Linked DNA regions of Homo sapiens: region 2 is linked to region 1. Evidence: chromatin contacts called from ENCODE Hi-C or POLR2A ChIA-PET data. All regions are on one chromosome and are shown on one strand. The core of a region is the stretch at or near the end of the contact, and the rest is flanking DNA. Distances in the headings are between cores, read along the strand shown.

What was found. Hi-C counts contacts between places; a loop is a spot of excess contacts on that map. ChIA-PET counts read pairs that join two places held with the same protein, here RNA polymerase II (POLR2A). Pooled maps may share reads with other maps.
Region 2: a loop to region 1 is called in a map with no recorded cell type, with 2.3 times the contacts of the local background. The contact joins two enhancer-like sites. A Hi-C loop is called at or near these places in 1 of 37 single-sample maps with no recorded cell type and 1 of 50 pooled maps. POLR2A ChIA-PET finds 5 or more read pairs at or near these places in 1 of 52 experiments (activated CD4-positive, alpha-beta T cell).

What each region holds. Positions count from the first base shown.
Region 1 is chr2:73,969,235-73,972,947 of GRCh38, forward strand. The region is part of intron 1 of DGUOK-AS1 (DGUOK antisense RNA 1); the gene reads right to left. Among named protein-coding and RNA genes, the nearest start is that of DGUOK-AS1, 10 kb to the right of the region's middle. RefSeq lists an enhancer at 1,808-1,977. Within about 2 kb of position 1,982, at least 21 of the 41 ENCODE cell types and tissues checked have a DNase peak (open chromatin) inside an H3K27ac peak, as active enhancers do.
Region 2 is chr2:74,291,120-74,295,337 of GRCh38, forward strand. The region is part of intron 7 of SLC4A5 (solute carrier family 4 member 5); the gene reads right to left. Among named protein-coding and RNA genes, the nearest start is that of SLC4A5, 50 kb to the right of the region's middle. Within about 2 kb of position 2,517, at least 2 of the 41 ENCODE cell types and tissues checked have a DNase peak (open chromatin) inside an H3K27ac peak, as active enhancers do.

The DNA of each region.
Region 1 (3,713 bases), core at 732-3,231:
AGAAGAAAAAGGGACGCAGGCTGAGCCTGAGAAAGACCCCTTGCACTAAGCAATGAAACACCTCCCACACCCTTACCCCTCCATGCTGCGAGCAACATACTTGCTAACATACTTAGCTACGTACTCGCTAAGACCCAGGCCAGCTGCAGGTGGGCTCTGAGCAGCCTCTCTGACTCTGGACTAGATTACGTGACTGTAAGATCCTTAGAACGGATGGTAGAAATAGATGATGATGATGAGCCCTTTGATTCTGCCCTCAGAGCCACCCCCTCCCCCATGATCCTGGAGGCCACTTTGAATCATGAAGTGCCTCATAAAGAGAGAATTGCAAAAGACAGAAGAAGCCTCAGGCCCTGACTTCACAGAACTGCAACTTTAGCCCTGGACTCTCTCCTCAGACTTCTACATGAGAAAGCTGTAAACTACTTTTGTTTTGTTTTTTTTGAGACAGAACCTTGCTCTGTCACCGAGGCTGGAGTGCAGTGGTGCAATCTCAGCTCACTGCAACCTACACCTCCTGGTTTCAAGCTATTCTACTGCCTCAGCCTCCCGAGTAGCTGGGATTACAGGCATGTGCCACCACCATGCCTGGCCAGAAAGCTATAAACTTTGAAGCCACTGTTTAGGATTTTATCATTGTATACAATTGTGCTAATATATCCTGTGGCTCTGAGCTTGTTGCAACATTCTCTCTTGCCTAATTTGGGGCCCTGCTTGCAGTGCAGGTGTGTGCCCCATGGCTTACGACTGGGGACCCCGGACAAACGTTACCTGGTACTGGACAGCCTCTGCAGTGATAGATAGTTCCCTGGCCACCAGCGCTGGCACATGGGAGGAATCAGAGAAGGGGATTGGGAGAAACTGTATCACCCTGGGCAAGTCACTGAACATCTCTATATTTTAGGTCCCTTGCTTTGAAAGCAAGGAAGACCATCTTTAAGGTCCTGACAGTCTCCTGCTTAAAATATCCACCTTATGAATGAATAAGCAGCATGGAGTACATGGAGGACTTGGGTTTAGACATCACACAAATCTGGTTCCAAATCCTGGCTGGGCCACTCACCAGCAGCGCAACTTGGACAACTTGCCTCTCTGAGCTTCTGTTTTCCTTAAATCTGAAAATGAAACTAATTTTGCAACTATTTTTCAAGTGGTACCAAGAATTAGAAATATTGTAGACAAACTTCTGGGCAGAGTAGCCACTCAGTAAATGGAACTGGTAGGTGCATGTGAGTGGAGAGAAAGAAAGAGCTGGTGAGTGCTTCACAAAGTACAGCTGAGCTGAGCCTTGAAGGGTGAGGTGAGGACCATTCGGGCAGGTAGGGTGGGAAGGACGGTCCAAGCAGGGGAGCAGCATGGGCAAAGGAAGGAACACACAGGATGTGATGGTGAAGGGTGGGGTGCGTCGAGGTCCTTGTGGGATCAGACCTCATGCCCCTAAGCGTGATACCACTGTGGACCAAAATGAGTGCTGCTTCCAGCTAAGGAGCTTCCTGGATTACATGGCATTCTAGCTGGGCATTAAGTGAAGTAGGATTTTTAGAGCAAGACTGGGTTGAGGGTGATTTGGAGTAAACACCATAAGCAAAGGCAGGGAGCTAAGAAAAGAGCCTGTGAGGGGGTGGGGTTGGGCAGGGAGACCGCAAGGCTAGAGTAGAGGGCAATAGCAGGCAAGAAATGCTCAAATGTTTTAAATAGAGTGCTTGGCAAAGACAAGCCAGGCCAGCCAAGCCTCCATTGCTCACACTGTTGTCTTATCTGTTTCTTTCAGCATTTCTACGTAGGCTGTATCTTTGAGGCCAGAGCCCAAATGCCCGGGTCTGGAAGGAGTCTCTGAGGTCCCTTGGGAGACCCAGCAAAGGGGACCGGTGTGGGACTTCTGCTCAGAAGGTGGAGGGCTGGGAGAGCAGGCAGGCATTCACTCTGCTTCCTTCCTGCCTGGTGGCTGGCTGCATGCCCTGAACTTGACCTCAGATGACCTGCGTGTTCCCTTCAGTTTCAGTGCCAGCAGCAGTGAGCTTCATCTTTGGCTTTTTTTCTCCTTCAGAGCAGAGACTTTCTCTCTGCTCAAACTGGGTTTTTTTTGTGGTGGTGGTGGTTGTTGTTGGCTTTTTTTTTTTTGAGATGGAGTCTCGCTTTCTCACCCAGGCTGGAGTGCAGTGGTGCGATCTCAGCTCACTGCAATCTCCTCCTCCCAGGTTCAAGTGATTCTCCCACCTCAGCCTCCAGAGTAGCTGGGATTACAGGCATGCGCCACAACACCCGGCTAATTTTGTAGTTTTAGTAGAGACAGGGTTTCACCACGTCGGTCAGGCTGGTCTCATACTCCTGACCTTAAGCAATCCACCCGCCTCGGCCTCCCAAAGTGCTGGGATTACAGGTGTGAGCCACGGAGCCCGGCCTCAAACTGGTTTTTGCAGCACCAAAAATCTCCCCAGTACTTGGGCAGACCTTGCCGGTGGGGTGTCTACTGTTGTCTGCCTTTTTTCAGTTTAGAATGATGATTTTAATGGTGCTAGATCATTGTATAGGTACGTAAATAAAGACTAAGGGTGTGTTTGTACAGATGGGAGTGTGTAAGACACGTTTTTCCCAAGCAGACACAGCTAGTTAGCAGCAGAGCTGGAATAGCCCGGGTGTCCTGACACTCAAGCCAGTGCTTGCTGCCCTGCCTATGAGCTGCTTAACTCTGTACACCTCAAATGTCAGCATCTTGAAATCATTGTGTGAAAAAGTGAGTTGGGTTTCAGGCATTGTCCTTGTTAACCCACCACATGCTCAGATGTTCTGTGGTTTGGGTTGGCATGCAAAATAATTCCAAAAATGCCTGGATTTGTCCAATGTCACTGATTAGTGCTTGCTTTAGAAGACTAAGTCCAGCATTAGCCTCAGTAAGGTACAAGGAACTACCACAGTTTCTCCTTGATCAAATGCATAAGGTATAGATGTAGAATACTTATAAAGGAAAGGGACTGACTTCTAATCAACATACAGGCTAAAAATTATTATTGCCAAATAGGCTGGCGTTGCTCAAAAACCTCTTCGGAGTTGCCTTTGGAGCCAGTTTATGGGTCCCAGTAGAGCCAGGCTCTGTTCATCATTCAACAAGAACACACTGAGTGTCTGTATGTCAGGCACAGAGTACAGTGAGTAGCAAGACAGATACACATGTACCTTACAAGTGACCTTTCTACTTAAAAAATAAAATGTCTTACCTAGGTTAGACTACCACCTTAATCACCAGGTTTGGTTCTGAAAGATATTTTTGGCTGCTTTCTAAAATTAAGCTCTTCTTCAGAGGATGGAGAATAAATTCACTGATTGAAAATACTCAGAAAAAAGAGATGTAGCTTAGATAAAGGCAATCTCAAACGAGGAATTCCCAAGACATTTTAAGCTATGGTAATACAACCTCACAAGGAAACAATTTAGATAAGAATATTTATTTGGAAGTAGACATTCTGGTGTGTTTGTTAAAAGTGCAAAGGCACATTGTCAGGAGAACAAGGTTTTGACTCCTGGAGACCAGCCACTTTTCAAAGCAGGAACGACCAAATGATCTGAACCAACCCAGATCTATTGGCTGCTGTCCCCTGCTCATGAGCCCTCTGGCTAGGACTGCCCCAGGCATCCACGTTTGAGAGCACCTGCCTAAAAGATCTGCAAATCAAATCAAATTATAGGATGGACAGTTTTGAAACAAACCTGCTTAT
Region 2 (4,218 bases), core at 1,267-3,766, 320 kb after region 1:
ACTTTAAACCCAAACTCCTGATACACTTCCTGTTCCTCCACCTCTCAGGCAAAGTGCCAAGTGTCACCACTCGGCAGGTGTTTTCTGAGAGCCCACGGACAGTGGAAGCTCGTCACTTCAGAGTGTGAGGTAAACTCCACTGGGGAATTATTTTGCTCTTCTGAGAAACTCCTAATCTCCTGGGTTTGGTTTAACAAGTGCTTACTGAGTACTTAGAATGTGCCAAGGTTGATTGGAGGTCACTGAGTGGTGGCTGCTCCAGGGAGTTACAAACCCTGAATTCACTAAGTCTTAGAGCTGGGAGGGAGCTTAGTGATGGTCAAGTCCAAACCCTTCATTTCACGGATGAGAAAACCAAGACCCAGTTTACCCCATAGGCCCCCTAGGCCCCAACACAGGTTAGCAGAGCCTGGGGGAGAACAGACATCTGACATTCTCCCCCTACACTGCCCCATTGAGGCTGGCTCCACTGGTGACATTTTCATACCTGAGGCTCGAGGATCAAGTACGCCCATTTTATTATTTTATTTTTAGAGACAGGGTCTTGCTATGTTTTGCAAGGCTGGTTTTGAACTCCTGTGCTCAGACAATCCTTCCGCCTCAGCCTCCCATAGTGTTGGGATTACAGGTGTGAGCCATCACACGTGGCCACAAGTATGCCCGTTTTAAAGCTGAGAAAACAGAAGCAGAGGACACCAGGCCCTGCCTGAGGGTCCCAGGCTCTGCAGCTTCCACTGCACTGTGGCTGAGGTTGACCCAGCTCCTTCTGAGTGGCCACAGCAGGCCACACCAAGTCAGGCCCTGTGGGTGGCCTCAATACCCAAAAAAAGATGGCCAAGGATCCCAAAAAGACCCTCTTTATTCATGTGGTGTTTTAAGAGCCCAGACCTGGGCTCAACTCCAGACTCTGCTATTACTAGCAGTAGGATCCTGGCAAGACATCAAGCTCCCACTGAGCCTTAGTTTCCTCATCTATGAAGCGGTAATAATCACGCCCCCCTCACTGGACTGTGGCAGGGATTCAATGAGATAATACATGTAATGTGACTGGCTGGCACAGCACTCGTGTACACCAGTCACTCAATAGGTGATATTGCTATTATTGTTGATGCCAGCAGGTGAGATGCTTCCTCTGTTACTACCAGTTACCAGCCTGTTCCCTCTAAACATTCCAAGGGCCCAATCCTTCTCAGCTTCTAGACTCCATGCTCCTCCCATGCTACCTCTGGCCCTCCATCCCAGGCCCCTACGCTGTCTCTGCCCCTCCCTTCTGCCCACAGAAGGTTTAGCTCACCACATGCTGGGCCACTGGGTCAGGGTTTCTCTAATGCCCTGCGGATCCCACATGTGTGCAGCACGTCAGAAGTTAATCCACATAATGAGAAATGCCACAGGTAATAGCCCCTCTGTTCTATAGCTAACAGCAAGAGTCACAAAGTGCCAGCCCAACTATAGGAATGGATTCTAACAGCAGTTGCTGGGAGAAACATAACCTCCATGGGGACCGCTTCAGGAGGCACACTAAAGCCACACAAAGAATCATGCTTTTACTGGGTGGGGACTGACTTAGCACAAAATGATCTAGTGGCCTGCAAACTAGCAAGCAGTGTGGACTTCAACTCTTAGTAAAGATCTGGGAGCCATTATGGCCATCTGGAAGTCAACATCAGGACACGATCCTGGGGTCCTCAGCTCTGGGCAAGTCCTTTCAGACATTCTCTCTCTCATCGGCTCCCTGATGGGTGGCTACACGGTCAGCTTTGTGAGGTCAGGGCCTATCTTGTTCACATCGCACTGCTGGCCCCTGACATGGGTTCACACAGCATGTGTACTCAATGCATATTTGCTGGGTGAATGGATTTGACTGCCTGACACTCGGGAGTATATTTGCTGAGGCTGGCCTCAGCAAGAGAGGAGCCAAGAACAAGGAAATGGAGCTGAGGGTGAAGCAGAGGGGGCAGGGATGGGGGGATTCGGGTGACTCCAGGCCACTGACTATTGGGGACTGGGAGAGGGAACCCAAAGGAGCCAAAACCATTCTTGCCAACTGTGTGAAGTAGGTCTTGGAGGCCCTGAGTCCTAGTTTCATGGGCAATAACATTCTTTTTCTAGAAGGCTGTATACAAACTCCAAGTGTGCCCTCTGAGAGAGGAAGAGGAGAGAATCTGCTGACTTGCTGTGTTCACGGGAATCCTTCCTGGGGTGGGTGGCTTTGGAATGTCTGCCCAGCCCATGTCCCCTCCTCCCATAAGGATGACCCTGGGCAGCTGTATTTGTGTGACATGTGACCTGTGCTCCTGGCCACAATGAATTGGAGCAGGAATGGTTCATTGGACACCTGTCCCAAGCCTGTGAATTTTGAATTGGGTCTCTGAGTTAGCTGGGCCTTTCCTGATGGTTTCTGGGAGACAGAGCTGGTAAATGGAAGAGGCAGAAAGGGCTGGGCTGCAAAGAGAGGAAGCAGCCTAGAGGCGAAGCTGTGGGAAAGGGCTGTGTACACCCAGAGAGGGGGCTGAGAAGGCACTGCGCTCACCCACTTGAGCCCGGCTCTTCGTTTTGCTTTGGGACTGTGAGAAACTCCTTTGTTCTTGTAATATAAACAATCTCTCCCCACACCCCTTCTCTCTCTGCTTCCCCAAGCCAGTTCAAATAGGTTTCTGGCATTGTGATAAAATTACCTTCTTAATCATGAGTCCCCTTTGTATGAAATTCTAGAGTGTGGAGATTTTTTTCTGAGTACCTTCTTGAAAACCATAAGTGTAAAGGTTATAAAAGAATGTTGAGTCACTGTCATAAGAATAGTTAGATTAAGCCTAGTCATGTGAAAAGTAAAAGAGCGGGGAGTAAAAAAAGGCAGGGCAGGCCTAAAGAAAGAAAGAGAGGCAAAGGAAACACTCCGTGACCTTGGATAAGGGAGGAAGCTCAGCTGGGTCAGAGGGGCTGGCAGAGCCTGGCATGTGCATGGCCAGCCCCCCAAAAGTGCTTGTGGATGGAGCCAAGGCTGGAGAAGGCCTAAGTATGTTGGGGGTCAGGGGAGACTCAGTCAAGGCTAGCTGAGAAATTCAGGTAAGAGATCCCTCCGTCTTTCCCATCTGAGTTCCCTACGCCACTCTGGACCTACCAGGCCTGGGAAGGGCAACAACCTCAGTGTGAAATCAGAAAGGCCCCGAGCATTATAAGACCCAACAGCAAAAAGAGAACAACGACATCCATCTCATTGGCGCACAAGGGAAGGAGAATCAGACGTTTCTGGAAAACCAAAAGGGTAAAAGGCAATTATTACTCATGATTTAAGATTTAAAAATGTCACCAAGAGTCTTCAATTTGCATGTTGTCCTTATTGTTCTGTTTTGGTAGATATAAATGCAGTATAATGAAGAAGCTGTCATTTAAAATCAAACTGAACAGTTGCTCTGCTTTTTCCTTCCAAGCCAAGAGGGGTATGGAGCCTAATGATATCAGTAGGAAGTTGAATCTTGATCCCGCTTCTTTCATCTGACAGAGGCCAGTGGGGACGGAGAAAGGAGAGAAGAAAATTTAAAGGCCTCTCAGTTTTTTGGATTTTTTTTTTTTTTTTGAGACACAGTCTTGCTCTGTCGCCCAGTGTACTGACGCAATCTCAGCTAACTACAACCTCCGCCTCCAGTGTTCAAGCAATTCTTGTGCCTCAGCCTCCTGAGTACCTGGGATTACAGGTGTCTGCCACCACGCCCGGCTAATTTTTATATTTTTAGTAGAAACTGGGTTCGCCATGTTGGCCAGACTGGTCTCAAACTCCTGGCCTCAAGTGATCCGCCTGCCTCAGCCTCTCGAAGTGCTGGGATTACAGGTGTGAGCCACCATGCCTGGCCCTCTTTCAGTTCTTTTATGCTGCATAAGCGCTAGACTGATAGATGGTCTTTGTGTTTAGTTCAACACATTATGAGTCCAGTTGGGTGAAAATGGGCTCTGAGCTAAGGTGAGAGAGACCGAGGTAAATCATATGACAGGTAAAGTGAGTGGAGTGAGTGTGTGTGTGTTGGAGAGGGGGCGCTGAGGAGAGGGGGCTCAGAAACCGAGAAGCAAGGAGATACGAGGAGACTCAGGAGGGCAGTGATGGGGGGTGGGAGTTGCCAAAAATATGGTAGGAAGGTGAAACTACAGAGGAAGGTGGCCAAGGGGAAACCTTCAGTGGCCAGAGGATTTTTAAGAACAGGGATATCTAATATCTCATTTTAA